Regions from separate parts of the Mus musculus genome. Here region 1 is linked to region 2. A link is a loop called in an ENCODE intact Hi-C map of the cell type or tissue named here. Cell type or tissue: left cerebral cortex. All regions are shown on one strand. Links, peaks and the distances in the headings refer to the core of each region. The heading gives the core; the rest is flanking DNA.

Region 1 (16,542 bases), core at 2,799-10,798, 62 kb after region 2:
TAAATAAATAAATATTTTTTTAAAAAACAAACAAAAAGAAAAAAAGCAAAACAAAAATCCATGGCTATAGGTTGGTGATGCAGCAAATCCTGGGTTGGATCCCCAACACCAAATAAAGCTACCCAGGGTGGGAAGTCACAGCAAGTTGCGGCCAGCCTGGGCTGTGTACGGCCAGCCTGGGCTGTGGGTGAGCCCGTCTCTATGTTCTACCCTCAATTCTTCACTTAAGCAAGGATCAGCATAAACAGAAGGGCTATCACCCTTCTCTTAGTGTCCTTACTGATTCCTTGTGTGTTCTAGAGGCCAAAGTCAACATCTGAACTACGGGAAGTAACGTCAAGATTATGGCCACATGGAGAAGGAAGACATATTTAGTCACAGCCACGACTGACACACAACAGAATTTCTGGAAGAGTATTTGCTTTGGAATTTTCTAAATTTGTATATTTAAGTGTTCAGTTCAACCTCCTATTATTAATTTTTAAACTCTAGGCAATGAGCCTGGGTCTATGGAAGAAAGTCCTGTCCACTCTCCACTGGCTCTTCCCCTAGCACATGACATTACTATTTTTTAACCTATCTGCACTTCCTGCCCTGTCCTGGAGAAAGGACCAAGAATGAAGGCTGCCAGTGATTTCCGGTCCCACTGAAGTCCTCCCTTTCCTGTTGAGAGAACTTTGTACTTAATGTCTCTCTGCTTTGACCAGCTTTATTCTTACTTTCTGAAACCTACAAGCCAAACCTTCAAACACAAACGTCAGTAACCTATAAGCACTGACAATTTCCTCACATTAAAACACATAAAGATCAGGGTGGGGACGGCACTGGCCTTTAATCCCAGCACTCACGAGGCAGAGGCAGGTGCCAGTCTGCCTACAAGGTGAGTTCCAGGACAGCCAGGGCTACACAGAGAAACCCTGTCTCAAAAACAAAACAAACTCCCATACATAGGGAAGCTGGCGCGATGGCTCGGTGTCCAGGAGCACTTGCTGCTTCTGCAGTCTGACCCACAGCATCCACATCAGAGGGCTCACAATGCTTGCAACTCTCTTCTGCAGGCATCTGTGTGTGTGCACACACATACACTCCTTTATATACACATGAAAAACTGAAAGGTAGGTAAGAAAATGGGGTGTGTAATCACAGCTTGGAAATCTTGAGGAGAGAAGCCTTTCTTCAAGTTTCAGTCCTGCATGAACTACATAGCAAAACCCTGTCCAAAAATTTTATATATGTATCAGCTATAGCAGAGTGGCAGAGAGAGCTTGCCTAGCATACACAATCCTGAATTCCAACCCCAGCATCAAAGGATGGGGTATATATCTAAAAAAGAATTTTAAAAAACTCTGCACATGGCCTTGTAAGAAAAACTGTTCCAGGCTGGTGAGATGGCTCAGTGGGTAAGAGCACCTGACTGCTCTTCCCAAAGGTCCAGAGTTCAAATCCCAGCAACCACATTGTGGCTCACAACCATCCGTAATGAGATCTGACTCCCTCCTCTGGTGTGTCTGAAGACAGCTACAGTGTACTTACATATAATAAATAAATAAATAAATAAATAAATAAATAAATAAAGCTGTTCCTAGCCAGGCGGTGGTGGCGCATGCCTTTAATCCCAGCACTAGGGAGGCAGAAGCAGGCGAATTTCTGAGTTCAAGGCCAGCCTGGTCTACAAAGTGAGTTCCAGGACAGCCAGGGCTACACAGAGAAATCCTGTCTCGAAGGAAAAAAAAAAAAAAAAAAAGCTGTTCCTAAGATAGACAAACCGGACTCATCCATTGGCAGCTGCAAATCAAATGCTGAACAGGCAATTATTATTATCTAAATTCCCAAGATCCAAACAACAAGTCAATCTCAAGGGCAGGTATGGTGATGCATGCCTGTCTAGCTCTTACAATCCAGAGTTCAGGTCTAGCCTTGGGTACACTGGGAGTTTGAAAGCGACCCTGAGCTACATGAGACCTTGTTTCAAAAAATAATGTGGGAGCTGAAGAGATGGCTCAGAAGTTAAGACAGCTTGTTGCTCTTCCAGAAGACTCAAGTTTAGCTCCCAGCTCCCAAATCACACTGCTCACAACCACCTGTAACTCTGGCTTAAGAATATTTAACGCCCTCTCCTGACCTCTGTGGGCATTCATAAACATGACACCCACGCATTAAAAATACACACAAAAATTTTAAAATAATTAAAAAACGAAGCGGAGAATGACTGAAAATGCCTTTGCCTCCATGTAGACATATGTGAGTGCACTCCCCAAACCACACACGTGTCCTCCTCATGCTTCTTGAGTACCTGAAATACCCTAATTTCTGAGCTAGAAGGTATAGAAAGAAAGAGTGTGTTCAGAAAAATAGATGAATCAGTAAGAGTAGTTCAGTATCAGGAAAAGACAAAGCAATTCAAAAGTCTCAAGTTTACGAACCAGGTCCATCATAACCAACGTGTAGTCACTGCCACCCTTAGAGACTGTGCAAAGCTGCTCAGACACTGAAGGCTGAAGACACTACACACATCACTATGGACTGTCAAGTGACAATCGAGCTAAAATACAAAAGTTATTTTACGTACATACATACATACACACACACACACACAGAAGGGGTGGAAAGATATGTGTATGTGTGTAGAGAGAGATAAGATACACATTTATGTCATATATAAGTGATTCCATATGTAGAACCACTTACAGAGAGAGAGAGAGAAAGAGAGATAGAGAGGAAGAAGGTGTAAGAGATATGAAAGAGAGGGGCTGGAGAGATGCTCCATCTCTTAAGAGAATGGCTGTAGCACTTGTTTTGGAGAACTCAGGTTTAATTCCCAACACCTACATGGTGGCTCACAACAGTCTGTAACTCCAATTCCAAGGGATCCAAAACTCTTCTGGCTTCCAAGGGCACCAGGAACTTGGTGCACAGACATATATGCAGGCAAAACACCCATGCATATAAAATAATATAATAATAAAATCTAAATTTGGAAGCCAGAGTAGAATTCAAGTCCTTGCGTAACAGGTCAAACATAAGTCATGAAGAGCTTGGGCAATGTATGGGCCATGCCATCACTGTTCGTGTTCATTCCTGTAAGGACGACATCACAGGAGGCTGACCAACAAAATTCCTGGACAGCAGTGTCTAAGCTAGACACACTACTGGTCAGACTACCAGCCCAAGTCTACACACAGACAAGAAGTAAACTTCAAGACACTTGCTTGTTAGCCTTCTGGTCAATCAAAACTAAACCAATAGTATTAAAAACCACTGAGTTAGTTGTGATGTCACATCTCTGCGATGCCAGCCAGCACTCAGGGGTGAAGGCAGGAGAATAGTTAGAGGCCGGGGCTGGGTAGGGATTTAATAAAATAGTATAACACTTACCTACCAAATGTGAAGCCCTAGGTTCAGTTCACAGTACCAGAACAAAGAAAAAAGGTGGGAGAGGTGGCTGGGGGGGGGGAAGGGGGGCACTGGCTCTGCACATGCCACACCATCACCAAGATAAACACATGGGTTCTGTTTAACTCTCTCAGATTCTATATCCACTGTCAATTAACTACTGAACAGGGACTACCCCACCACAAGAATACAGGCCGATTAATCTAACATGGTCATAATAGACTTTGTAACTGTAATCCCTCAGAAGAACTTTAAATGGTAAAGTTTGCAATTTGTGTGACCTCAATCAATCTGTCATCACTCGGCTTTTAACCCTGTAAAATTTCATAACTATATGTGATATTAGGCTTGCCAGCTTTCAATTTTTCAGAATAAAAGGCATTCCAACTATACCTCAGGCATATAGTTTATTTGTTAAATAGCAGAAAAATATTATTGGCATGAAAAGCCATGTATGTACACCTCTACACGGTGGTTCTCAACCTTCCTAATGCTGTGACCCTTGAATCCAGCTCTTCATGGTATGGTGGATCCCCAGCCATAAAATCATTTTCGTTGCTACTTCCTAATTGTAATTTTGCTACCGTTAAAAATCACTATGCAAAATATCTAATATTCGATCCCAAGTGGATTATGACCCACAATTAGGAACCACTGTTCTTAACCAGTGTTTTACTATGCATTGCCCTTCAGAATGCAAATCTCGAATCTTGTGGTATGTGTACACTTCTCTTGGCACTTAGCCCCAACAATATCAATGTCAAGTACAGAACAAAAAAATACAGCGTCTGGAGAGATGTTCAATGGTTAAGAGCGGAGGACCCAGCCGGGCGTGGTGGCACTCGCCTTTAATCCCAGCACTCAGGAGGCAGAGGCAGGCGAATTTCTGAGTTCGAGGCCAGCCTGGTCTACAAAGTGAGTTCCAGGACAGCCAGGGCAGAGGAACCCTGTCTTGGAAAACCAAAAACCAAACCAAAACAAAAGAGTGGAGGACCCAGGTTCAATTCCCAGCACCCACACAGTGGTTCATAACCATACCTAACTCCAGTTCCAGGGATCCAATGCCCTGTCTTCTGGTCTCTGTGGACACCAGACACAAATGTGGTGCAGATATTCACACAGGCAAAACAATCACTATGTTTTCCTTAAATACAGTTAAATGGTGATGCACACCTTTGATCCCAGTGTTCAAGAGGCAGAGATAAGCCAGCTAGAGATATACAGGTGAGACTCTGTTAAAAAACAAAGGCACACTGGGGTAGAAAGATGGCTAGGCAGGTTAGGGTACGCCTGACTGACTAAGTTCAATCCCTGGGATCCACTTGAAGGAAGACGAGAGCCTGCTCCTGCAGGTCCTCTGACCTTCACAAGCTTGCCATGGTGATGCGTGCCTTCACACACACACACACACACACACAGACACACACAGAGAACACACACAGACACACACACACAGAGAACACACACAGACACACACACACACACACACACAGAGAACACACACACACACACGCACACAGACACACACACACAGAGACACACAGAAACACACACACCACAATACACTGTTTAGAACAAGACTGAAAACTCCATGGCCAGGAACTGCATTTTTATGTCTAACATTCTTCACTGACCCTCATAGTGAAAACAAACAAACCCCAACAACGGTAGTGAGGCGAGAAGCAAGTGGGAACGGCTCAGGAGAATAGGCACTGGACTCAAAGAAAAGGAAAAGGAGAAGAGAAAAGCACAGCAACAACGGTAACCAGCACTCGCTCAGCGCTCCACAAGGACCGGGCACTCAAGAGCCTCTTCATACTCAGCATCTCATTTAGGCTTGTTTAACTTTCCCTTGAGGCATCTCTCTTGAGGAAGAAATGATATGCTGAGGATTACTCCGTAGGTTAAAAGGGTACTGAGGGCTGGAGATGGCTCAGCAGTTCAGAGCACTGGTCATTCTTCCAGAGGGCCTGGGTTCCACTCCTATCACAACCTAATGGTTCACCGATCTCAGTAACTCCAGTCTCAGGAGATCCTCTGCTGGCATCAACATACGGCACGGACATACACACAAAAACACCCATACACATTAAAAAATGTAGGGAGAAAAAGAAAGGTGTGGCAATCCAAATGAACCCTACAGGAGGCATTCTACACGTTTTTACTAGATTTTCTTTTTAAAGCCAGCAACAGGCTAAGACGTATCTCAGCTGTTCAGACGTGCCAGGAAACCTAAGGCCCTGAGGCCCAGCTGGGGGTGGGGGTTACAGAATGAGTGCTGGCATACCTGCTGCATGTGCATGTCAGGTCTTAGGAATTCCCAAGCACTAAGGTTTGGGTTTGGATCAGCAGCAATTTACCTTTTTAAAAAGTAATTGTCTTGAGATGTCTTTCAATGTACTTTTTCATAGTCATCCCTACTTCCTTCCAACTCCACCCCAGCCCTAAAAACTCACCTAGTCCAATCTGTGCTGCCCATCCATAGACTCAACAGTGTGAGGCCTCACACTGGGGCTAGTTTCCCTCAAGGACCACATCCATAGAGAACACTGACTGGCTCACCCCTAGAAGCATCAAGGGCCCATCTCGACTCAGCCTAGGCCCTCTCTGCCCTGGGCTAGGATCTTATACAGCTGCTGCTGAGTTCACAAGTGGAATCTAGAAAATACTGTTTCCGCTGGGTGTCCCTGACCTCTGACTCTTATAATCTCTCTTCCTCCCCTTGGTCCCTAAGCTCTGGGAGGAAAAGAGGATGGTGACAGAGCAATTTAACTTATTAAAACACTAGGAATGTGGTAGTATTCCCCAGCCCACAAACTGCTGGTGAAACATTTTTAACTTTTCAAGGAAAGTTCAGGTAAGTTTTAAACGTTCCCCAGCAAGGTGCTATGTTATAGTTCAACCGCAATACAAAAAGAGAGACAGACAGACAGACCCAGCCATCTTGCCTTCACTTAAAGCAGACCTGTGGCTCATACCTGTAAGCCCAACGCCTATGTCCATGTCCTCCTAACAGGAGAATCATGGAGTTGGGACCAAGGCAGTCAGAAACTAGGATTTACACAAAAAGACCCCGGCCCCACAATACAACATCTTCACTATCAAACTAAGTGCCCCAAGTGACAAAGCTTTCTTTTAGGAGGTGAAAGGAAAGCACCATTGACATTCCTACTCAATGAAATTCCAGTGTGTCGTTAAATACATTGAACCGTATCCATGAGACTTCCTGTCTCCGAGACAAATCCCACAGACAGACATGTTAGCAGAAAAATAAAGTTCTCTGACCGTCTGGCTGACTTAGTTACAGGGACGATCCCAAAGTCTAATGTAGAGTTCTGTAAATACGCTGAACAATCGCTCATAAATCCACGGGCTCATAAACCCATGGGCGGCGAGTGCTCACTGCAAGTGTGGAAGGCATTAAGCAAGTTTGGCAACGTACTCGACTGAACTAGAAAGTGGACCAGTTGCACTCTGCGTTTGAGGAAACGGGTGGTAAATCTCCAAGCTTCCTCGTTAACACGAACCTACACAAGCTACGCTGAGACGCGCGATTTTGCTCCGATTACACTGAGATTCTTGTTTCTACCGAAGGGGTGGGGGGAACGGGACGGACTGCATAAGACCAGTCTTGTCTCCCTCAAGGGCCTGAAACCATCACGGTCAATCACGAAAAGAATTGCCTCGAGTCACAGGGAGCTGGATCTGCTACATCCATATCTAATGCCTTCAGAGAAGGTTTGTTTGTTTTTAATAACCACACTTCGTTCAATGGACAGTCTTCATCACACTCCTTCAGCTAGCATCCCAGTAACTTTCTCGGCGTAAGTGTGAAAATGAATATTTTTATAAACACCCTGTCAAGTCGAAGCAACCGAGCCCTTTCCCAAGTTCCAGGTCACCCAAGTGACTGGTGCAAACATGCATCGACCAGGGCCGGCCGACTTGGAGGCCGTTACCTATCCCAGTTCTCGGGGGGGGGGGTGCGAGGGGGTACCCTGAGTAAATGAAGAAACTATACGTCCCTTTCTCAAAAGACAAAAATTTTTTTTAAAAATGTTTCAAGAAAAATTCTTCAAACCAGCCTCGCCTACGTGCCAAGTCGAGTAGGGCGACGGGCGGCGTCCGGCCCGGGAAGAAGGCAGGAGGGTGGAGTTCACTTTTCCCTCCGGCCGGCTCGCCCAGGCCCTCCCCCAACCAGAATCCGGAACCAGGCCCGGGAGGGTGGGAGGCTCGCGCCCCCCAGAAGGCCGGGCGCGCGCTCTACGCCAGCTCGAGGCTTTTCGGGCCTGCGGGGGCCCCCGATGGCGCTGCGCGCGGCACCGGGTCCGGAGCGCCAGGCGCGGCCGTGCACTCACCCGTCTCCCACCACCACACACTTGATGGCCTGCATCTGGGCCGCTCGGTGGGCCGCGGCGGCGGCGGCGGCGGCCGGTGGCTGAGGCGCGAAGCGGCGGGCTCGGGAAGCGCTGGGCGAGGCTGCGGGCGGCGGGGCGCCGAGTGCCGGGACTGCTGTCCACGCCGCCGGGCCCTCAGCGCACGGGAAGGCGAAGCGCAGCAGCAGCCACCACCCAAAGCTGGGGAAAACTGCAGAGAAACAGGAAATGGCCGCTCCACTCACATCCGGCCTCCCCTCCCCCTCGGTGCCGTCGACGCAGCTCCCAGGCTCCGGGCGGGGCCGCTCCCGCCCGCCCGCGCGCCCGCCCGCGCCGTTCCTGGCTTCCACGGGCTTTCGGGAAAGCTCGGCAACAGTCGGCTCCAGCCGGAGAACGGGCTCGGCGGCCGCGGGGCGGGGCGGCCGCCATCTTGGCACGCTAAAGCGTCCCGGTTGTGACCAGGTTTAGGAAGCCCTCTGAATCCTGGGGTTACGGGTTCGGGTCAGTGGTAGGGTCCCGTTCGCTCGCAACCTACTTGTGCCAACTCCATGGAGAGATTCCTGAGCCCCCTTGTTATGTGATAACTACAGTATGCTGTAGCGTAAGATCCTGCTAGAAAATTCTGTATAGCTCGTGCCACAGTGAGATCCAGTCTCAAAAAAGAAACTGCTAGGGATGTAGCCAAGTCAGAATGTTTGCCGGCATGTACAGCCTGGGGCTCCATCCCTAGCACATCACAGCCTGCCCTGGTGGCTCACCTGTAATCCCAGCACTTGGTGGGCGGAAGCAGTAGAATCCTGGGGATCAACCTCAAGTCCAACCTCTGGATATGCAACTCAATTGGTAGAGTGCTTCCCCGAGCAGATACAGATATGAAACCCTAGGATTGAACCTCACGACGGTATGAAACAGATGTGGTATATATCAGGTAGTGCATACCTGGAATCCCAGCTCTGGACTGGAGGTAGCAGAAACATCTGAAGTTTGACCTCTGGCTATGTAGCGTCCAGCGTTAACCTGACCTACCATGAGACTTTCTCAATAGGGGTGGGGGGTGGGGAGGGAGCACTAAATAAACAAAAATATAAGGAAAAAAAAACATACATACCATTAAAATAATAAACAGAAGGATAAAGGTCAGAAGAATTCTTTTAAAGATTGCTGATATGATAGGGTAAGCATATAATTCATTCACAAATAAGGTAGCCTATTAGAAGACAAGAACATTAAAGATATTTTTGGTTATCTGTGGTGTGTGTGTGTGTGCATGTTTTCATGTGTGGGCACATGTGTGGTGCACATGTGTATAGAAGACCAAGGTTGACACTGGGTGTATTCAGTTGCTGTTCACCTTATATATATTGAAGTAAGATCTCTCATTGAACACAAAACTGGCCAATTCCAGTTAATCTAGCCAACCAGCTTGCCCTGGAGATCCCATCTTTATCTTCCGGAGTTACAGGTGAGTCACCGTACCCTCCTAGTATACTAGTTTCTGGATTGGAGCTCTGTTCCTCACACTTGCCTGGCAAGTTCCCTCCTCCTGGAGCTTAAGAGGCCAAGCTGCTCTTCCAGTAGACTGGAGTTAGGTTCCCAGCACCTGAATCACATGGCTTACAGCCACCTGTAATTCCAGCTCCAGAGCGATCCAACACCTTTGGCCCCCTGAGACACCTGCATTCATTCACGTGTGTGCACGTGAGCACAGACACAAAATCTAAAATATTTTTTTAAAGAAAAGAAACCAGACCAGGAATTCCAGCCATCCTAATATCCTAACAGTAAAAAAATAAAACAAACAAACAAAAAATAGAAACAAAACAAAAAATTTAAGGGAAGCATCTGTGGAACTATTCCACGAGAATTTCCCAGACCTGGAGGATAAACCATTTACAGATAGATAATGCCCACAGGGAAGGAAATCTGCCCCACTGCACTGTACAAACTTGTAAAACTTCAGAACCATGTGAACACATAAGACCCTTCTGGCTTCCAAAGAGAAAACAAAGTCTTAAAGAGACAGGAATTTAGAATGGCTTTGGGTTTCTCAGCAGTTCCATTTGAGGGACAACGCCTTCAGGACGACGGCTCAAGAAGTAAAGGTGCTTGCCGTCCAGCGATGCAAGTTTGGTAGCTCGAGTGCCCTCCTTGCAACCCAGGTAAAGGTGGATGGAGAGAACTCTGTCCTCTGAGTCTTTGTATGCACACAAATTGGGCCTGTGAGATGGCTCAGTAGACAAAGGCATTTGCTATCAAGCCTGAGGTACTGAGTTCAATCCTTAGGACTTACAGAATAGAAAGACAGAATTGACACTCTTAAGTTATTGTTTGGTTTACACACACACACACACACACATTGGGGTACATGTCTTCATCAGACATCCACACAAAATAAAATGTAAAATAAAAGTGTTTTAATGAGTACATTTTTAAAAAAGGAACCAAAACAATTAATTAATTAATTAAAAAGCTGGGTGGTGGTGGCGCAGCCTTTAATCCCAGCACTTGTGAGGCAGAGGCAGGCGGATTTCTGAGTTCGAGGCCAGCCTGGTCTACAAAGTGAGTTCCAGGACAGCCAGGGCTACACAGAGAAGTCCTGTCTCGAAAAACCAAAAAAAAAAAAAAAAAAAAAAAGAAAAGAAAAGAAAAAAAAAAAAAAAAACGGCTATTTAGGCTGGCCATGGTGGTTCATACTGTACTTTGAATCCCAGCTCCCAGCACTTAGAAGGTAGAGAGGTAGAGACATGCAGATCTCTGTGAGCTTGAAGCCAGCCTGGTCTACATGGTGAGACCTTGTCTCAAAAAAAGCAAACAAAAATAAATGAAAACATTTTAGAAAAATTATGCTTAAGCTAGAATTCCTCACATGGCCAAAAATCCTTGATCAGTTGCATAAAGTAAGAATGTCTTCTGATAAATAAGTTCTCAGAAAGGATTACCTCCCAGATACCAGGCCTTAAGGAAACGTCTGGAGCATATGCTCTTCTAGGAGAAGGAAATAAAACAAAACAAAACAAAAAAAGAGTTATGAAAGACAGAAAGAAACTTGAGCTCCCGCAGGAGGACCAGGAGGGAGCCCACAAGACGACAGGGAAACTGCCACAGCCCACAGACAGTCTGTGCCCATGGCTACTTCCTTCAAATGAACAAACCAGCACTGTTATTGACCACGGGGTTCCGCTGACAGGCCGTGACAATGGTGACATTAAGAGGGAGACAGGAGGGGATGGCCTTCTCTGTACTGCCCCCCACCCCAGTGTTATAGAATACAAATCTGGGAAGGCTGGTGAGATGGCTTATCAAGGCAAGAAGTATCTACTGTCGAGCCTGGCAGCCCGTGCTCCATCCCCAGGAGCAGTGTAGTGAAAGAAAGAAAGAACCTATTCCTCTCTGTTGTCCTCTGAGTCCTGAGTGCCTGCTCCCTGCACGGCAGGTGCCTCAGTGCACACACACACAAATGTAACTTTTAAAAATTAGCACTGTGTGATGGCACACGCCTTTAGTCCCAGCACTTTAGAAGCAGAGGCAGGTGGATGTCTGTGAATTAAACCAGCCTGGTCTACATGAAGAGTTCTAAGCCAACCAGGGCTACATAGTGAAACCCTGTCTGAAAGAGAGAGAGAGAGAAAGAGAGAGAGAGAGAGAGAGGAGTTTTTTGTTTATTTGTTGACTATGTAGCTTTGGGTAGTCTGGAACTTGCCATAGAGACTAGGCCTGGCATTGAACTCAGAGATCCGCCAGCTCTGCCTCCTGAGTGCTTGGATCACAGACTTGCACCACCATGCCTAGCACGTCACATATACATTTTCTTTTAAAAGAATCCTTAAAATAAAGATTTATACAACTGGAAGATGGTTTGGGGGTTAAGAGCAGGCACTCTTCTTACAGAGGACAGGAGTAAGAGTCCCTCCCCACACTCACTTCTGGTGGCTTGCAACCACCCATAACTGTGGCTCTGATGCCCTTTCCTGGACTCTATGGGTACCAGCAAACACATGGGCACACAAAGAAAAACGGAAAAAAAAGTTAGGGTTTCTTTTTGGTTTTTGGTTTTTGTTTGTTTGTTTGTTTGTTTGTTTGTTTGTTTTTCAAGACAGGGTTTCTCTGTGTACTGGCTAGTTTTGTGTCAACTTGACACAGCTGGAGTTATCACAGTGAATGGAGCTTCAGTTGAGGAAATGCCTCCATGAGATCCAACTGTAAGGCATTTTCTCAATTAGTGATCAAGGGGGAAAGGCCCCTTGTGGGTGGGACCATCTCTGGGCTGGTTATCTTGGTTCTATAAGAGAGCAGGCTGAGCAAGCCAAGAGAAGCAAGCCAGTAAGAAACATCCCTCCGTGGCCTCTGCATCAGCTCCTGCTTCCTGACCTGCTTGAGTTCCAGTCCTGACTTCCTTTGGTGATGAACAGCAATGTGGAAGTGAAAGCTGAATAAACCCTTTCCTCCCCAATTTGCTTCTTGGTCATGATGTTTATGGAGGAATAGAAACCCTGACTAAGACACTCTGTATAGTTCTGGCTGTCCTGGAACCCACTCTGTAGACCAGGCTGGCCTCAAACTCAGAAATCTGCCTGCCTCTGCCTCCCAAGTGTGCCACCATTGCCCGGTAAAAAGTGTTTTTTAAAATGAGAATTTGTAATAATGGAGTGCCTCATTAATGTTAACAGTGATCTAACAGCCTTCTCACAGAACTCAATTTCTACATAGGTCCCTTTGGGAGAGGTGGGTCTCTCTGATCTTCTCACTATGACCCTTTTCCCTCAAATAAACTAATTAATTAACCTTATTTATTTATTTTGTGCAAAGTGCACATACATGTTCTGTGGTGTGTCCATGGAGGTTTTAAAATTTTGGTTTGTTTTGTTTTTGAGACAGTGTATAGGCCTGGCTGTCCTAGAACTCACTCTGTAGACCAGACAGACTGGCCTTGAACTCAGAAATCTCCTGTTTCTGCTTCCTGAGTGCTGGGATCAAAGGTGTGCGCCATGACACCTGGCTTCTGCAGTTACCTGTCAACCTCTATCTCCTTAAGGCACAGCACTTTCTTTCTTTCTTTTTTGTTTTTGTTTTTTGTTTTTTGAGACAGGGTTTCTCTGTATAGCCCTGGCTGTCCTGGAACTCACTTTGTAGATCAGGCTGGCCTCGAACTCAGAAATCTGCCTGCCTCTGCCTCCCAAGTGCTGGGATTAAAGGTGTGCGCCACCACACCCGGCTCAGCACAGTACTTTCTGCAGCACTGAGCTTCACAGTCACTCACCCACTCACCTGTGTCCACCTCCAATTTTGCTACAGGAGTGTAGGAGTGGTGATATCATAGACCTTTGCTACAGCATCTACCTGTGGATGCTGGCTGTGGGAATTGATCTCTGGTTGCCAGGTTATGTGCATGAATGTATGTGTGCACTCGACATGCATGCAGGAGACCACAGAGGTCAGAAGAGGACAGAGCTGGAGAGATGGCTTAGCGGTTAAGAGCATTTGTTGCTCTTGCAGAGAACCTGGCTTTGATTCTCAGCTCCCATGTGGTGGCTTACAACCATCCACAATTCCAGGTCCAGGAATCTGATGCCTTCTTCTAACCTCCACACTACTCGGCACACATGTGGTCCAGGTACATAGCATATAGGAAGAACATGCACATAAAAGAAAATCTCTATTTTTAAAGGCTGCTGTAGAAGAAGAGGAAGACTTGTAATAGTAGTAGTGGTAGTAGGAGAAGAAGAAGAAGAAGAAGGAGGAGGAGGAGGAGGAGGAGGAGGAGAAGGAGAAGGAGAAGGAGGAGAAGAAGAAGGAGAAGAAGGAGGAAGAAGAAGGAGAAGGAGAAGAAGAAGGAGGAGGAGGAGGAGGAGGAGGAGGAGGAGGAGGAGGAGGAGGAGAAGAAGAAGAAGAGGAGGAGGGGGGAAGGGGAGGGGGGAGGAGGAAGTCATTATAATTCCTGGGACCTGGAATTATGGATGGCTGGGTGGTTGTGAGCCAACCCCAGTCCTCTGCAAGAGCAGTAAACACTCTTTTTTCTTTTCTTTTTTTCTTTTCTTTTTTTTTTTTTTTTTTTGGTTTTTTGAGACAGGGTTTCTCTGTGTAGTCCTGGCTGTCCTGGAACTCACTTTGTAGACCAGGCTGGCCTCAAACTCAGAAATCCACCTGCCTCTGCCTCCCGAGTGCTGGGATTAAAGGCATGCACCACCACACCCGGCTAGCAGTAAGCACTCTTAACCTCTGTTTCTGCTGCTATAACAAAATACTACACTCTGGATAATTTATAAATACTCACTCACAGCGGAGGCTATTACCTACTTTTTGGTTTCCTGTTTCTTCCCAGCATTCAGAAACACAAACGCACCCATATATAAAAATGCATCATACACATAGTACAGCTAGCATAGCACAGTTGTCAAATAATAGGGGCTAGAGAGATGGCTCAGGAAGGAAAGGGCTTAGCAGGGCAGAGGTAATGCACTCTTTTAATCCCAGCACTCTGGAGGCAGAGGCAGACGGAGCTCTGAGTTTGAGGCCAGCCTGGTCTACAGAGTGAGTTCCAGGACAGTCAAGGCTGCACAGAGAAACCTTGTCTTGAAAAACCAATACACTCCTTCCCCCCTCCATTCCCCCCCCCAAAGGTAGAAAGAAAGTAAAGAGGTTACCCAGTGTCAACTCTGGCCTCCATACACACACACACACACACACACACATGCCCACACATGCGAACACACATACATCAAAGCATTGCTTACTGATCTAATCATAGCTTACTCCTATTTTTTTTACATATTTATTTTTAATTTAGCCGGGCAGTGGTGGCGCACGCCTTTCATCCCAGCACTTGGGAGGCAGAGGCAGGCTGATTTCTGAGTTCGAGGCCAGTCTGGTCTACAGAGTGAGTTCCAGGACAGCCAGGGCTACACAGAGAAACCCTGTCTCGAAAAAAACAAAACAAAGGAAAAAAAAAGGGGGGGCAACCTCAGCTACATAGTGAGTTGGGGACCCTAGCTTAAATTTTATGTATGTATGTATGTATGTATGTATGTATGTATGTACAGCAAGTACAGGTGACCTCAGAGAACAGAAAAGGCATTGGATCCCTGGATGACTTGATGTCACCCTCCCCCACCCCATATTTGTTCTGGAAACCTAACCTGGGTCCTTTGCAAGAGCAGTAGCCTTAATCACGTAGACATCTCTCCAACTGCCCCCATATTTGCCGGAGTGGGTAGAGTTTCTCTATGTGGATTAGACTGACCTGGAACTCACAATGATCCTCCTGCCTCTGCTTCTCCAGCCCCGGGATTAAAGGTGAGTATACCTTGCCCAGTTCACTCTTCCCCCATCTTTATGGCCCTCTTGAGCCTGTAATTGAATGGAGAGCACAAGGTTCATGCTCCTCATTTTGCACAGATGATCAAAAAGGCTTGGTGACTCAGGAGTGTTCCAGAGATCAGTGACATGCAGGAACCAGGCTGGTGACAGCACGGGATTCCACCCCACTGTCTCCCATATAAAATGACAAGGCCTAAGTAATTTTATTATGTTTTATTTTAAAGATTTGTTTTTATTGTATGTATATGTGTTTTTCCCTACACATGTATATGTGGGCAATGTATGTACCTGGTGCATGCTTAATGCCTACAGAGCCAGAAGACATTGAAGTCCCTGGAACTGAAGTTACAGATTGTCCTTAGCTACTACAGAGGTGCTGGGAACTGAACCTGTGTTCTCTGCAAGAGAAAGAAGTGGGGCTGGAGAGATGGCTCAGTGGTTAAGAGCACTGACTGCTCTTGCAAAGGTCCTGTGTTCAAGTCCCAGCAACCACATGGTGGCCCACAACCATCTGTAACGAGATCTGACACCCTCTTTTGGTGTGTCTGAAGACAGCTACAGTGTACTTACATATAATAAATGAATAAATCTGAGAGAGAAAGAGAGAGAGAGAGAGAGAGAGAGAGAGAGAGAGAGAGAGAGAGAGAGAGAAGTGCTCCTAACCACTGAGCCATCTCTCTACCCCTAGTCTAAATCCTTTTTAAAATGGCAAGATGGTGGGTTTCAAGTCGAGGTGTCTCACTGTAGATTTTTTCCCCCACTTTACTATGCATTCAAAACTAATTTTTTGAGCCAGGTGTGGCTTTAATCCCAGCACTCGGGAGGCAGAGGCAGGCAGATCTCTGAGTTCGAGGCCAGCCTGGTCTACAGAGGGAGTTCCAGGACAGCCAGGGCTACACAGAGAAACCCTGTCTCAAAAAACAAAACAAAACAAACAAACAAAAAACAACAAAAAACAAAACAACAACAAAAACAAAACAACAACAACTAATTTTTAAGATGGATGTACTGGTTCACATCTTTAATTCCAGTATTTGAGAGACCGAGGCTGGTAGATCTCTGTGAGTTCAAGGCCAGCTGAGTCTACACATCAAGTTCAAGACCACCCAAAGTTACATAGTGAGACTCTGTCTTAATAAACCAAAAATATATGTGCATGTTCACAGACACACAGGTGTCATGGTGCATGTGTGTCTCTGTCACTGAATTATTCCCTAGCTTCTCCCTAGTGAGCCCTTCTCACAGGGGCTCTACCACTGAGCCACACCCCAGTCCCTCACTGGGGGATTCTAGGCAGGGGCTCTACCACTGAGCCATACCCCAGTTCCTCACTGGGGAATTCTAGGCAGGGGCTCTACCACTGAGCTACACCCAGCCCTTCACTGGGGGATTCTAGGCAGGGGCTCTACCACTGAGCCACACCCCAACTCCTCTTGGTGGGAGTGGGGGAGATTCTAGG
Region 2 (16,542 bases), core at 4,122-12,121:
AACAGAACCAAGAGCTGGTTCTTTGAGAAAATCAACAAGATCTATAAACCCTTACCCAAACTATCTAAAGGGCACGGAGACAGTATCCAAATTAACAAAATCAGAAATGAAAAAGGATATATAATAACAGGAACTGAAGAAATTCAAAAAGTTATCAGATTTTTTTTACTTTTTTTTTTTAGATTTATTTATTTTGTGTATGAGTACACTGTAGCTATTTTCAGACAGACCAGAAGAAGGCATCAGGCCCCACTATAGATGGTTGTGAACCCACCATGTGGTTCTGGGAATTGAACTCAGGACCTTTGGAAGAGCAGTCAGTGCTCTTAACCACTGAGCCATCTCTCCAGCTCAAGTTATCCAATTTTATTATAAAAGCCTATATTCGATAAAACTGGAAAATCTAGATGAAATGGATGATTTTCTTTTAGACAGATACCACTTACCAAAGTTAAATCAAAATCAGGTAAACTGGGAGAAGGCCTGGAGGGGGCTCTGCGTTCTGGAGTGGCGCTGCTTGGTCTTGCTGCTGGGTGAAGGCTGCTGGTGTCACGTTTGAGGAGAACTGCCAGTGTGTTTGGCATATCCCCGATGGGGTCCCAGCTACGATGAGTGCTGCCTGGGAGTCTCACCCGCACGGGGTGAAACGTTCAGCCTCCTCCGATGACAATCTTGGATCTAGCAATTGGGAAGCAGAAGATTTAGGCAATGAAGAAAGAAAACAAAAGTTCTTGAGACTTATGAGTGCAGGAAAGAAAGAACACACTGGTTGTCTTGTTATAGGAGATCACAAATCAACATCTCACTTCCTAACAGAAGAAGACAACAAGAAAAATTAATGAAGCGCTGGATCTCAGTACCAGCAGAGCATGGACAGCAAACTGTCAGGACATTACCGGCAGCACTGTGGACTCAGCTTCAGTGAGGTAGAGGATCATGATGGAGAAGGTGATGTGGCTGGAGATGACGATGAGGACGACTCCCCTGATGCTGAGAGTCCAGATGACTCAGTCAGTCTGAGTCTGAGAAGGAGGAGTCTGCAGAAGAGCTTCATGCTGCTGAGCATCGTGAAGACACAGAAGATCCGAAGAGCAAAAAAGATGTGAAGAACAATTATAAGATGATATTTGTCAAGTCCAGTGGCTCCTAACTACCAAACACTTAGTCTTTGTATTAAAAGTAAGCCTTTTTGTTATAATGCACAGTGGAGGATTGCTCATAGAGGATAGACCTTTGTATTATAATTTTGAAAAAGGCCCTTTTAAATAACTACAAAGAGTATTTGCTTTCCAATGCTGTGGGTTACATTTCTCCAGGCACGACTATAACCATTTTTGTAAAGAGTCAGAGTTGTATAAAATGAGAAATAAATACTATACTCAGCTTCCCTTCATGTTAGCATCATCTGCCCTCTCCCCACCATTTGCCTCTGCAGGTGCATTATGGGGAACACTTGCCTTGTTTGTGGCAGCTCTTTCATCTTCATCTTTTGGTTTGTTCCTATTTTGCTCTTACATAATTCATCTGATATTGTGACGTACTCCCTTGATTATACTTTGTTAAAGTAGACCTGTCCGTCATGGAGTTGGCTGCCACAAGCCCTGCTGCAGACCATCACTGACAGTCCATGCTTGTCACTGCTCTGGGACCAGAGCAAGCACAGGACACTTATGTGTGGAAGTGCCCTGTCACATCATTCAAAGGCTGCAAACCCAAAATGTCTTTATATAAGTTGATTTCACTGTTTGGTAAAGTTTTGGTAAAATTTGGCCAGTTTTTACAGAAGAAATTACTTCTCTGCTCAGGGCCAGATGGTTTTACTGCAGATTGCTACTAAGGAAGGGAAAGGGGGCAGGATCAGGTTTGGGGGAAGACAGGAGAGAAGCCTAGAGGACCAGGAGAATGAGTAGAATGATACTGCTGTCTGGGGTGGGGAGTGGGGGTGAAGGAAACCTCTAGAAAGTCCTAGAGACCTGGGATGTGAGAGGCTCCCAGGACTCACTGGAGGTGACCTTAGCCAACATGCGCAACCGGGGAGAACCTGAAGAAGCCTCCTCCAATAGTTAGACAAGGTCCCCGGTGGAGGGGTGGGAACACCAACCCACCTTCAAATTTTTTGACCCAGAATTGTTTCTGTCTAAAAGAAATGCAGGGACAAAAATGGAGCAGAGACTGAAAAAAAATGGCGGACTAGTGACTGGCCAACTTGGGATCCATCCCATGGGCAGGCAGCAAATTTGACACTATTGCTGATGCTATGTTATGCTTGCAAACAGGAACCTACCTATCTTGGGTGTGCTCTGAGAGGCTCTACCAGCAGCTGACTGAGACAGATGGGGATACTCACAGCCAACCATTAGACTGAGGTCAGGGACCCCTATGGAAGAGTTAGGGGAAGGACTGAGGGAGCTGAAGGGAAGGGCAACCCCACAGTTAGACCAACAATATCAACTAATCTGGATCCTCCTGGGAGCTGGTCTGAGCCTAAGGCACATATGTAGTAGAGCACTGCCTGGTCTGGACTCAGTGGGAGAGGATGTGCCTAATCCTATAGAGACTTGATACACCAGGGAAGAAGGTGCCTGGGGGGGGTAGGGAAGCACTCTTTCAGAGGCAAAGGGGAGGGAGGGTGAAGAACTCTGGGAGGGGGGACCGGAAAAGGAGCAACACTTGGGATGTAAATAAATAAAACAATTAGTTTTTAAAAATTGACTCTAAGGTATAATCTTCCCTCTGCATAAGAATTCCTTGGGAGAATGAATAGAAGGAAAGATAACTAAAACACAGGCCATCTTTAGGTCAATTCGATCTATATGATCATTTTGTAATCTCTTTTTTATTAGAGCCAATTCCTTTTCAGCTTCAGCTGATAATCTTCTTGGACTATTTAATTCTTTATGACTTTGCAGAATTTGAAATAAATTACTTAACTCTTCAATGGTCAAACCAATTGTAAGCTGAAGCCAGATATCTCCCCATAATTTTTGAAAATCATTAAGAGTATTTAACTGGTCTCTCCTGATTTCCACCTTTTGCAGTCAAATTTCCTGCAGATTTATCTTATATTCTAGGTAATTAACAGAATTGCCTCTTTGTTTTTCAGGAGCAATTTGTAATCCTCAACAAAGCAAAAAAAAAAAATTGTTTTTTAATCTTCATCAAACATTTGTTCTGAGGTGTATCTATTAGAATCACCCAGCAAAATATCATCCATATAATGGTAAATTATGGCTTGAGGGAATTGCTTACAGATTATTTCCAATGGCTGATGTTGTAAGGTGGCAGGACTTTCTGTTGGTACCTTTTGGTTGGTTAAATGTGGGAACCATGAAGGCAGTTCTCTATCTTGCTCTTGTAAAGGGGTTGTGGGAAAAAAACCCGATCCTTTAGCTCAGTCACTATGATAGGCCATTCTTAGGTAACAAGGAAGGAAATAGGTTTCCAGGCTGCAAGGAAGCCATTGACTGAATAGTTTTATCAATTGTTCTCAGATCTGTTAACATCCTCCATTTGCCAGATTTCTTTTTAATGACAAATATAGGAGAGTTCCAAGGGCTGGTGGACTCCTCTATGTGCTGAGCCTCCAGCTGCTCCTGGACTAACTGTTCTAGTGCCTATAAGTTTTCCTTTGTCATAAGCCATTGCTCAATCCAAATAGGTTGGTCAGTCAACCACCTTAGTGGTAAGCCTGTTGGTGTTTTGTCATCAGTGGCTTCTTCAGTCAAGGTTGAAGAGATAGCTTCTGCTGTATTCTGTCTATGGATAGCCTGAACAGTCTGCAACTGTCCCTGATAACATTCTTTAATTTATTAGAAACACCTCTTCCCTTATGACTTGTCTCTAAACTTGGAGGAATGCTAATCTGTGTTTCCCATTGTTGCAATAGGTCTTGTCCCCATAAATTCATGGCTACATCCGTGGCACATGGCCTTAACCTGACCTTTTGGTCCTATACATTTAATCCATTTAAGAGTTCGTTGTACATGAGACAATGTTCCAGTCCCTAGGAATGGAGTAGATACCCATTGAAGCAGCCAAACTGGTTTCCAGGAATCTTGTGATATTAAAGCTACATCTGCCCCACTAATCTTTCAATCTCAATTCCATCTAACTATAAGTTTACCTTTTGTCTCTTATCATTTATAGTAGTCTGCCAAAGTATGGTGGGGTTTTTTATGATTGTTTTTTTGTTTTTTGTTTTTGTTTTATTTTGTTGTTGTTGTTGTCGTCTTGGTATCCTTAGAATCTTTTATCTTTAGGAAATACTCAATTTTCGTTAAGTGGTTTCATTGAGTATTGAGCAGCTCCATTCCAACTATCAGACTACTACAGACAATAAATCTTTTCATTGTTTTTCAGAAATATCTTTCCTTAGATAACAAGAAATCAATGGCTCATGTTATTTTTTTGGTCAGGCCTCGAGCAAAGTCCCTTAGTTTTCTGAAATTGAGAAATTGTCTTGTGTATCCTTGAATGACCTACATTCATGAGCAGCATGCCCGGTCCTTCCACGTCTACACTTCACAGGGAACTTTCTCCCAGAATGACTACTGTAGAAGGATTTATCCTTAGGAATTGTTTGGTTACCATCACTTTGGGAATGACGGGATCTTTGACATCCACAGCACTGGGCATCTTGTCTTTCTTTATTTCCTCTAATTGTTTGCCCAACCACAATTGGATTGTGAGCATTTGCTTCTATGCCTGCAGTAGTTTTAATCCACTCAGAAAGAGGTGCAGACCTTGCTATTGATGATCTAATAAGCCCTTTTGCATTCATCATTAGCATTTTAAAATGCTAAAGATTCAAATAAGATTTCTCTAGCATTTGGATCTGATATTGCTCTAGTTAGCGCTGTGGTTAGGCTTTGTAAAAAGTCTGTGAAAGGTTCATTTGAACCCCCTGTTATCTTTGTAAATGATCCAGTTTCTCCCTCTGTTCAACCTTGTCCCAAGCACGTAAGGATATTGAAGGACATGGTTCTAGGACAGCATCCTCAAGAGCAATCTGTACTCCTGATTCAGAATACGGGCCTTCACCTAGCAACTGAACCTTGACGGTATCAATGCCTCCAGTCCTATTTCAATGTTCCATAATCAAAACTTCATCTTTCCACCATGTCAGCCATTGTAATTGAGGGCCAGGCTCTAGCATGGTTGTCATCCAATCTCTCCAACCATTGAGAACCATAGGATTCTGTGGCCCAGCTACTGAGTATCTGTTGGACATATGGTGAATGTAAGCCACGGCTCATTATTGCTTCCCCTAAGTCTTTTTACATCCTGTGCCTCTATAGGTTGTCATTCAAATTCTTGATAACCCTGCAGATTTCTTCATCTCCTTCCAATTCCCTTATCAAGGCTAGGAAAATCATTTTGGTTTTTCTTTTCTTAAAAAGCAATAGACTGCTATCTCATAGTCTTGTTACGAGGTGATGCAGTATCTACTGGCCTCTGCTCCTCTGTCCCTATCTTAGTATATACTTCAATTGTACTTATAATCTTTTGTAAATTTTCTTCTAAAACGTCTAACTTTTATTATTTTCCTTTTCTTGTATCTTTATTACTCTAATCTCCTCCTCAATTTTACTTATACATTTCTCTAAATTTTCCTGTTTGTTTTTCCTATCCTTATTACATTAGTATCCTCCTTAATATTGTTCATAAATGTCTCTAAACTGCTTTCTAAACTCTGCTTCCATATTTTATCCTTTTCCTGTTTCTCAGACAACAGTCTCCATCTTCTGATTTATAATTTTCAGTATTCTCCCCTCTAGTGCCTTGACATTGCTTTCATTCTGTTTTATAAAAATTTTAATTTTTTTTAAGGCTTGTAAATTTTTTTCTAAGGCGCTGTTTATTGAAAAGACACAGCAAACCCAAATGCTTATTAGGACAGGAGTGAAGCTTAACAATGCAATAATTATAACTGGCAAGGTGTCAATTTTCTCTAGATTCATCCCTTTTGAAGTGCTCAAAATAGTCTTACGTAAAGTCCAGAAAGTCTTTATAGTGTTTATCATCTTTATCTGTCTTTTTTTTTTTTTCTCCCCAAACTGCCAACTTCCAACCCTAATACCTAATCTCAAGTTTTCTGTGCCTTTGTCTCCCTTTGGTTCAACTCAGGACTCTGTAGTGGTTTCTGATTTTTTTTTTTTTAAGGTATATGGCTTTTGTGCTCCCAAGCTGGTGTTGTTCTGTCTCCTATGCTTGTCTGTTAGGGACATTTTCCTATTGGAAAAAGAATGGTGCGAGCTCAGCACTGAGGCCCTGGTGTGGTTAGCCCAGGGTTTGAGCCCTAGCTGCAGCCAGCAAGGCAGCGTTCGTACCAATTGTAGGCTCCAGACATGAGGTGTGGGCGGCTGGGGGAGAGAGAGTTGGGCTTGGTGGCCTGGTTTCCCAAGCCTGTGATACCCAGATCAGATCTCTATGCCAATAAGAAATGTTCATTGGAAATCCAGCCACTGTGTTTAGGGCTGTGTCCCAGCATGCAGTTGGGCCTTGTGCTGAGAGGGAGTCTCAGATAGTTTGGTTCTATGCCCAGTATCAGGTTTGTCAAAATGTAGTACAAGCAATTTGAGCTTATCCCCAACTAGCTTACAAATAAATGAGACTCAGACTATAGTTATTTTATTTGGCTTTGACAATTACTAGGAGGTAACCCCTAATCTACTCTTTTAACTACTGGCCTGGCTACCTTCCCAGCAGTGTACCCCAGATTCTTGCTGTTTCTTCTGACTGTGTGCTCATGGCTCCTCTCTCCTCTTTGCAGCTTCTTCCCCTCACTTCCCCCTCCCTTTCCTGTTCTTCCTCTTCCTCCCTCCCCCAAAACCAGGTCACTCCAAACCTAGGTTACCTCTAATTCCTCCAGCAATTGACTGTAGCCAATTTTATTTAATCAGTAGTTTTAAATCAAGGAACAAGGTTTGCACAACAAAAATTTGTAAGTAGAAGACCTAGACCTGTGGGTGTAGAATTTAGCATGACAACACCAAATCTCAACAACCCTCAATTTCTAACCCTTTTGTCTCCACCTCCCAACACCTGTCCCACCACTTCTGGTTTACACAGTAGCTAGGATTGGAAACCAAGGCTTTGTGCATGCCAGGCACAGTACTCTGCCAACTTAGTTACATCCCCATCCTCAGGATGGACATTTTCACAAATCCCGCATCTTCTCAGCTAATTATAAGTCCAGATCTTAAAACTAAACCCCTTGCCTGACACCATCTCTGTTGATCAGCTTGTCTGGCAGCAGGCAGACTTGGGCCAGGGAGTGATTAAGCACCATAAAGAAACCAGAGTTAGGAAAAGGGCTAAGGAGACGGCTCAGGAGTTAAAGCACTTGCTATACTAGTGTGAGGACTAAAGTTCAGATTCCCAGAAACTCAGGAAAGTGCAGGATGGGTGTGGTAGCACACCTGTTATTACAGCCTGGTACGGGGGAAATCAGAAGATCTCCGCAGCAAGCTGGCTCGCAGGACCAGCCGGCTCACCGAGCTTTGTGTTTGATTGAGAGAACCTGCCTCAGCAAGGTGGAAGAGCTGGGTACAGTTCTTGATAACATCCTCAGACCCCCACATGCATGAGCACATGTATACAGGCACCTACATACGTGCGCCCCACCACACATGCAAAAACACGCGCACACACACATGCACACCACCGACACTAAAAATCTGGGGAGCTAAAATGTGTGTGGGAGTACAGCAGGTAGATGATGAGGGAACACAGACACTAATTAGAGGCTTTTGATGTAAGACTCCGCTAGAAAAGTCTCTGGAAAGGATTAACATGCACTTTACGCCGAAGCACAGACTTGCAAGTCTTAGACATAATTTAGACCAGGTCTGATGGTTCTCCTCGGTCACCAGGGGGACCGTGGGGAAGAATGGGAACTAGCATTAGTGAGACCAGGCAGGGGAAGGGATGAAGATGGATAAAGCACGGTGTGTGTGGAGAGAGAGAGAAGAGGAATGGAGGTGCTAAAAGGCGTACAGTAAAGTCATCCCAAGCTAGAAAGATTCAGAGACCCAGACCTACGTCCTAGCTTCACTATTCATAGGCGCGGCTCTCTAGGGAGAGCATTCTCTCCAGATCTTTTTAAATCCTCAGTCTATTAAACAGAAATGACCACACCGGAATGGACTTCATACGCCACCGACCGGCACTTAACAGCCAGCAGCTGACTTCCGGGTCAGGGGACCTGGGAAGGAGGCAAAGACAGCAAAGTGCGCGTCTCTTGTGGGCGCGCTCCGGACTCGGGCCGGAGGCGCATGCGCGGGTCTTTACGTAGGCTTGCGCCTTGGCGCTGCTGGGGACCCCCTCCAGACACGCGCGGAGTCAGAAGGGTGCGCGCGGCTTAGGCGGCGCGGTGGGAGGTGCGCCATGCCGGGGATGGTGCTGTTCGGCCGGCGCTGGTCTCTAGCCAGCGACGACTTGGTGTTCCCCGGGTCTTTTGAGCTGTTCCTGCGTGTGCTGTGGTAAGTGAGGCCGCCGTGAGGGTGGGAGGCGCGCTGGTTAAGGCGACAAAAGTCGTGCCTTCTTGGTGCTTAAGGGGCAACCGCGCCCCCGGAGCACAATCTGTCTGCACCTAGGATATAGAGGCAGTCGCTCTGTGTATTTGACAGGGTCCGGGACCTTCAGCTCTGCAGGGTAGGAGCCGAGCCCTAGGGTGCAGCGCCGAGCCCTAGCCTCGAGAGCGTGAGGGAAATGTGAGCATCTAAAAACCATAGCCCCCAGGTCTCTCCTTCCTGAAGCCCGCGGCTCCGGAACTTTGGATCACACCTGTCCTTTTTCTTGCTGGGAGGGTATCAAAGTCCCTGTCAATGCAAAACAATAATCTGGGAAATAGCAATTTCGGAGCAATTCATAGAAACCAGGATAATAGGCCGGTTTTGCAAAATGCAGCTAGGCTCAGTGGGAAACGGCACCGGTGGGTGAAGTCAGCCCCTGGCACGCCTGCCGACGAGGAATAACGTTCTTAGAAAAAAAGCATTCTCAAGAGGTAAAGGAATAGGAGCAGCAAAGCCCTTTCTAGACAGGCCGGGTTTTTCTCAGATCGTTTTTAGTCTGAAACTCCTGACACGGAGCTCTGGTGTTTGGACAGAAAAAGTTATCTAGGGGCTGAAGGTGTAACAGTTCCTTTTGGTAGAGTACTCACCTAACATGAAGGAGGCCCTTGTGTGCACGGGATCCCCAGCACCACACAGAACTGATAGTGGCGGCTCTCACCTGTAAATCCCAGGACTAGGGGGTGGTGTAAGAGCATCTGCGGAGAGCATCTGCGGTTCACAGTCATCCTTGGATATACAGTGAGTCATAGGGGAGTTGCACAAGACCCTCCCTCAAAAAAAAAAAAAAAAAAGAGGTGCGGGGGGAGGGGTGGTACGGGGACAGAAAAGTTATCTAGACCAATCTTACCTTTATTTTTTCCCCTCTAGTGCTTGAGCCCGGGCTTCACGTATGCTAGGCTTTGAGTTAAATCCTCCCCACCTCAGATGACACCTCTTAGGGCTTTGGAATGTCAATCTTTAATTGGACCATCTTGGGCAGCAGGGGAGCTCAGATGGGTAAAGGTGCTTGCCGCCAAGCCTGATGACCTAAATTGTTATCTCCGGGACCCACATGGTAGGAGGAGAACTGGCTCCTTTAAGTTGCTCTCTGACCTCCCTCCGAAGGTGTGGGATGGCATAGTCTTCCTCAAATAAATAGATATAGTTTTTTAAAAAGGTGGACGTTCTTGCTAAGCGGGTCTGTTTGCTGCTGAAGTCCCTCCAGGGGGATTCAGTGGCTCCATTCCCTCTGGAGATTCATGCTATCGTTGTTCACCGCCGAGTTACAAAATACAGTCAAGAGGCCATAGGACTTCTCCTTTTGTGTTTATTTGTATCTACCCTGATACGTTATTTTCATAATTTGCTTCCTGCTTGCTTGGTTTTGAATTACAGTTGGCTACAATGTGTGTTTACTGAACGTTAAAGTACACACACATACATACAAATCCTGATATTAATTCAGCAAGTGTAAGTTCGTTTAGCAACCACGTGATTCTAAGTCACGGTGGGTGTTTTCCTGGGGAACCCTAGCTTGTCTAGGTTTCGATTTTTGACAGGGTCTCCTACATCTCTTGCTTGCCTTAAAGCCCATTATGAGGTGTGGGACGATCTCGAAGTTCTCATCCTCCTGTCTCCACTTCCCCTGTCCTGGGATTACAGGACTTAGTTTATGTAGCACTCTTAACACTTAATGTAGCACTTAACATTTAATGTAGCATTCATTGAACCTAAGGGCTCCTGCATGCCTGGTAAACACTACCCACTGAGCAGTAGCTCCAGCTTGTTTGCATTTGAAGTGGGGGCTCCTTGTGCAGCTTAGGGTGGCCTGGAACTCATCTATAGCCCAGGTTCGTGTAGCCTCTAATTTATGATCCTCCTGCCCTCTGCCTCTGCCTCTCTGGTGCCATGCCCAGTACATGGCTCACAGAAAATACAGATTAAGAACAGAAAGCCACATGTGTGTTAACAGTCTGCCTCTGGATAGACTTTTTATTGATGCAGATTACATCTTCTTTTGAACCTTAACCCTGATTGGAGAGTATTAACTCCCTGTATTTCCTCCTAGCGTGTTTTATGAACCCACGTTCTTCTCTGCGCACAGGTGGATTGTCAGTCTGACGTTGTATCTCACGCACAGAAGGAGGCTGGACTGTCCCGGTGGAGTCTTGCTCAGCACGTACCTGATAGTCCTCCTTGTTCTCCTGGCAGTTATTATATGCACCGTGTTGGCCATCGTGTGTGTCAGCATGAGAGGTAAAGAGACACACTTTCTGTGTGAAACCCGCTCTGTATCTTAACAGCCATACTGCGCTACCATTTGTGTACGGTACAGTAGTCTTGTTTTGGCTTCTGAAATGTGTGCGTGCGCACACGAATATGTGCATCCGAGTGCCTACTGTGGTCAGGAGAGAGCTCTGGATTGGGATCGCCTGGACCTAGATTACAGGTGGTAGTGAACCACACCACACAGGTGCTGAGAGCCTAACTTGAGTCCTCCTGGAAAGTGGCAGGTGCGCCTCCCCACTGAGCCGCCTTCCCACTGAGCCGCCTCCCCAGCCCCACACAGCTTCTCACTGTTTCCATAGTTGAAAGCCTATCACTACAGTGGACGTGGGAACGTTTTTCTTATCTCTCTGTGTGTGTGTGTGTGTGTGTGTGTGTGTGTGTGTAAGCCAGAGGGTGATGTCATTGGCTGCCTTCCTGGATCACTCTCCTCCTTATTTGAGGTAGGGTGTTGTCAGAATTCCTTTCCTAGGGCAATGTTAATCCCTCCTCCTAAGTTCCCAACAACAAACCGAGGCATATTTTGTGTTTTCTTCTGGGTGGGGCTGTCTCCACTCATGGCCAGGATGAGCAGGCACACAGGTGCTCCTGGAGAAGCTGATGTCTTCCTACCCCTGCTAATCCAGTGTTAGCCGGTATACAGGTCCTTCCAGTCCATCCAGCTTGAACTGGGTTTTCTGTTACTTAGGACTTGAGCCGTTCTCACTGGAACCCAAAGCAGTATCTTAAGAAACCGTATTAAACGGAGCGTGACAGTGCAGGCCTAGTTATCACAGCTTCTCAGGGGACAAAGATGGGAGGACCTCAGGTTCAAAGCTTACCTGAGTCTTTAGACCACGGAGCCTGTCTGAAAAACAGCATTGTGGGCCGTTAAACGGCTCCGCAGATGAAGGCACTTGCTACCAAGCCTGATGACCAGAGTTCTGTCTCTAGGTTCCATCTCTGGGTTCCACATCGTAGGAGATAAGAACTGACTCCCAATGGTTGTCTTCTGACCTCCATGTGTGTGTTATGACACGTGCACATAGACTGACTCCCCTGACCTATGTGTGCCTCTCTGCCCATCCATCTGTCCCTCCCCATCTTTCTGCCTGCCTGCACCTATCTGTCTGTCTGCCTGTCTCTCTCTCTCTGTGTCTGTCTGTCTTTCTGTGTCTCTCTGTCTCTGTGTGTGTCTGCCTGCCTGCCTGTGACTGTCTGTCTGTATTTTTGAGGGGTGGTGGCTGGAGGAATGGCTCAGTGCTTATTGCTCTTACAGAAGAGTTTCTAGCCCCCACCTACAGGTTCAGAACTACCTGGGCTCTAATGCCCTCACTGGCCACAGTGCACCCAGAGAGGAGGCACAAACACAAGAATAAAAATGAAATTTAAAACATGTTAGCCAGGCATGGTGACCGTGCCTTTGATCCCAGCCTAATGCTGGGAAGAGGCAGGTGGATCTCTGAGTTCAAGGCCAGTTTGGTCTACTGAGCAAGTTCCAGAACTGCACAGAGAAAGCTGTTTAGCTGGGTGGTAGTGGAACACACATTTAATCCCAGCACTTGGAAGGCCCTGACACCCATGTAGTAAGATAGAATCTATTTCCAGAATTGTCCTTTGACCTCCACAGATATGTGGCAGTACATATGTCCACCACACTCAAATAAATGTTTAAGAAAAAAACTTCTTAAAGGGGTATTGTATGTTGGGCATAGTGGCTTACAGCTTTAAAGCTAGTGCTCAGAGAGGTAGAAGAAAGTGAGTCTCTTGAGTTTGAGGCCACCCCAGTCTAAATAGCAAATTCCAGACCATCCTGGACTACACAGTGAGACCCTGTCTCACAATGCATGGTGGCGCACGCCTTTAATCCCAGCACTCGGGAGGCAGAGGCAGGCGGATTTCTGAGTTCGAGGCCAGCCTGGTCTACAGAGTGAGTTCCAGGACAGCCAGGGCTATACAGAGAAACCCTGTCTCGAAAAAAAAACAACAACAATATATATGTGTGTGTGTACATATATACACACATACAAATTTTAGTGAAGAAGAAAATTTAAAAGATAAGTATGTGGGTTGGGGTTGTAGGATTGAGAAAAAGACAAATCCCTACGTTCATAGCCCTTTAAAACTTCTTTTATTTGCTTTGGCATCAATAGGGATTGAACCCAGGGCCTCGTGCTTGAGCGGCAATCCCCTCCCAACAGAGCCAGAGCCCCATGTCTCCTCTTTCTGAGATGAAGTCTGCATCATAGCCCTAACTGGCTGGGGACTACTGTGGGCTGCTCTCTTGTCTTTGCCTCCCAAGCACAGGGATTACAGGCATGCACCACCAGACCGAGTACGGGGCTTCAGTGAGAAATAAGGGAACAACCCAGATCAGTGGAAAAAATAGGCAGAAAGCCTGAACAATAACAGAATACATTTTTTAATTTAGCCTCAGCCACACATAAAGATATGAATATAAGCATACTGTCTCATTACGAAGTGGGAATGAATGAACAGCTCTGTCTTTGCATGGGAATCAGCCAAGCCTTTGGGTCGGCCAGTGTGATAACACACACATAGCAATCAGGTCTCACCTACAGTTGGCATATACACTCAGCAGTGCTTGTAGTGTGGCTGTGGATAGACGAGCACAGGGATTCTTCCTCGCAGTCACAGATATATGTGATGTAGTTGAGACAATGTCACTTTCGTTGTGGTCTTGTCTTTGCCTTTACAGGGTATTACTGTGTAGCCCAGGCTGGCCAGACTCGGTGATTTTCCTGTTTCAGCTTCTTGAGCCAGGGCTAGGATCACAGGCATTTGTCTCCGTGTTTGATTTCAGAAGGCTCCATGAAGCCCTCCTATTGGGGGTAGATGGGGACGGTCCACTTCCCAGGCAGTTCAAGGCGCTGTGACAGAGCCCTTTCCATGGGGCCTGCCGTCTGCCGTGTCTGGGAGACCTTCTCTTTGATGCTTTTCTGCATGTCCCACGTGCTGAGGGACCTAAGGAGGTCATTTTAGGAAATGTTTCTTTTTCTTTTGTTTTTTGTTTTTTTTTTTCAAAGGAAGTCTTTCTTGAGGATAGCCCAGTGCAACAGTGTCTCTGAAGGTCAGGGTCATCAAATTGAGATTGAGGGGGGAAAAAAATATGGAAAGAAAAGTGTTTTTCTACCCAGGCATGGTGGCGCATAACTTTAGTCCCAGCACTCAGGAGGCAGAGGCAGGCAGATCTCTGTGAGTTCAAGGCCAGTCTGGTCTGCAGAGTGAAACTTTGTCTTTAAAAAAAAAAAAAATGTGTTTTTCTAAGACCTGAACCTGATAAGGCCGTTAGTATTACATCGTGGGTTGGGGAGGGACTCACAAGACCCCAGCTTTAGCTCAGGGGCTACTGGCAGGCCGTGGTGCTGAGGGAGGGGAGTCATTTTTCTTCAGTGATGTAGCCACTGGTAAGTTGCCCGTGTTCCAGTGAAGAGCTCCCAGCCTGTGCTCAGGCAGTCACCCTAATCAAACTCAGTGAGTCACCAAAAAGCAAAGCCAAGACAAAGATTCGAGAGTAAGAGGGACTTCTCAGGAAGAAGGGGCTCCAGAGGGACCGGGAGGGGCAGGGAAGGGTGGTGACCAAAATGTACCACATATGTATACGAAATTGTCAAGGAGTTTAAAACGGTGTTTTTCTAGGTAGATGGAGGGTCTTTCAATGCCTCGTTTAATCTCTGGGGACTTGTTTAGACACACTCCATCTCTGTTTCTTTGTCCGTATTTAGTGACTGTTGTGTTAGAGCTTTGTGTGAGGAGCCCCAATCACAGATGCTGCTGACTGTGTTAAACTGTGTCCATATTTGGCATCTTTCCAGTGCAGCGGAGGTCTGGTTCCTGTTTTCTAGGGCCTCTGCCACTGTCACTTAGTAGCAGGCTTCCTTCGTTCCTCAGAGAGGGTGAGAGCTCTGTGCCAGCCAGCCAGATGGCTTAGCCAGGTTCTGCTCGCCAAGCCGGGTGACCTGAGTGTGATCCCACACAGTAGAAGGAAAAACTGACTCCTGCGGGTGTCCTCTGACCTCCTCTTGTGTGTCATGGCACACATGTGCTCACACACAATAAATAAATGTAAATAAAAGTGTAAAAATCAATTACCATATAAAGGCCAAGCAGGAGCCTTGGTAGTGCCACGTGCACACAGCCTCACCACAAACACACACCACACTCCACACACAGACTTACCATATACACCACACACCACATACACACCGACTCACCACACACAAACCACACACTACATATGCACCCCACACCACACACACCACATACCACACACCATATATATACCACACCACATACACACAGACTCACCACACACAAACCACACACCACACACCTCATACACAGACTTACCACATACACACCGCACACCATATATACCACACTTCACACACACACACAGAATATACACACCATACATACTACGTACACACCACACTCCACACACACAGACACACGCACACACACAAGTCTAGAGCTCTCTGACCCTCTGTTTGTAAAATGAGATAATCTCTTGTCCACAGTTTGCGAGGATTAAGGAATGGTGGGTATTAAAGTATTTAGTAGTACTGCGTGTTCAGTCAGGTGGACAATGGGACACTTCTTCCTGGCTGAGAGAACCCGGGTGACGACTACTTCTGCCTGGGACAGTCCTCTCCAGCTATACGGTTCCTCCAGTATAATTACACCCAGTGTGCCTCTCTTGCTTCTTAGAAGTATTCCAGTTTGGGCTGTGATTATGTAGTCCTTCCTCCCTAGTTAGAGCCACAGTGAATCTACGCTAGGAGTGTGAAGCTTATGCCCTGCTTCCCAGCCTTCACTCTGTCTGTCTGTCTGTCTGTCTCCCCTCTCTTCTCACTCTCACTCTCCCCCCTCTCTTCCCCTCCTCCCCGCTCTTGTTTTTCCAAACCAGAGTTTCCTCTGTGTAGCCCTGGCTGTCCTGGAGCTCTCTCTGTAGACCAGGCTGGCCTCACACTCAGAGCTCCGCCTGCCTCTGCCTCCCACACCGCCACCCGGCTTTGTCACTTGCTTCCTATTTTGGGAAGTATAGTTGAGTAGGAGTTCAGTGGTGGGTGTGCAGCAAAACTCAGAGATGTTCAGTAGCTGTGTTTCTTAAGATTTATTTTTAAATTATGAGTATGTGTTTATGCGGCTGACTGTGGTATATGTGTGTGACTGCAGGTGCCTATGGAGGCCAGAGGGGTCAGACCCCCCCCCCCCCCCTGCAGCCGGAGTTATTTGTATGGGGCTGTGAGCTGCCTGGTGTAGATATAGAGAGCCAATTTCAGTGCATGCTCTTAGCTGCTGAACAGTCTTTTCAGCCCCCTCCCTGTAGCTGGTGTGTGTGTGTGTGTGTGTGTGTGTGTGTAGGTCAGAGGTCAGTGTCGAGTCTTCTTCATTGTCAAGAGTCGTCTTCAGTCATGCAGGACCTTAATTCTTGAGGGTGAACTGGATCCGAGTCAGCTCCAGTCTGCCTGTCTCCAATCCCACCAGCCCTCTGGTGAGACACACACCAATCCCACCAGCCCTCTGGTGAGACACACACCAATCCCACCAGCCCTCTGGTGAGACACACACCAATCCCACCAGCCCTCTGGTGAGACACACACCACCTTTCTGTCAGCTCTCATGTGGATGCTAGGGATCTGAACTCAGTCCTCCCGCTTTTAGGACAGGCTCTTTATCAGCTGACCATCTCTCCAGC

Evidence for each region. A loop is a pair of places that touch in the nucleus more often than their neighbours do. Peaks named below come from ENCODE experiments on the same cell type or tissue, not always from the same donor. Only the 100,000 strongest peaks of a DNase experiment are listed, where the experiment ranks them.
Region 1: a loop joins it to region 2, with 6 times the contacts of the local background. A loop is called at or near these places in 4 of 42 quality-filtered maps.

Annotation. Positions count from the first base shown.
Region 1 is chr5:143,520,012-143,536,553 of GRCm38, forward strand. Rac1 (Rac family small GTPase 1) reads right to left here and starts at 7,982. Exons shown (of 6, transcript NM_009007.2): 1 at 7,752-7,982. The coding sequence starts at 7,786. In left cerebral cortex, for the core only: no CTCF peak of the experiment used is centred there; DNase peaks (open chromatin) are centred at 6,957, 7,723 and 8,091; H3K4me3 peaks cover 3,218 bases; H3K27ac peaks cover 1,987 bases.
Region 2 is chr5:143,456,294-143,472,835 of GRCm38, forward strand. Daglb (diacylglycerol lipase, beta) reads left to right here and starts at 8,200. Exons shown (of 15, transcript NM_144915.3): 1 at 8,200-8,483; 2 at 10,660-10,811. The coding sequence starts at 8,389. It also overlaps the pseudogene Gm9497. In left cerebral cortex, for the core only: a CTCF peak has its summit at 7,829; DNase peaks (open chromatin) are centred at 8,279, 8,968 and 9,138; H3K4me3 peaks cover 2,076 bases; H3K27ac peaks cover 1,338 bases.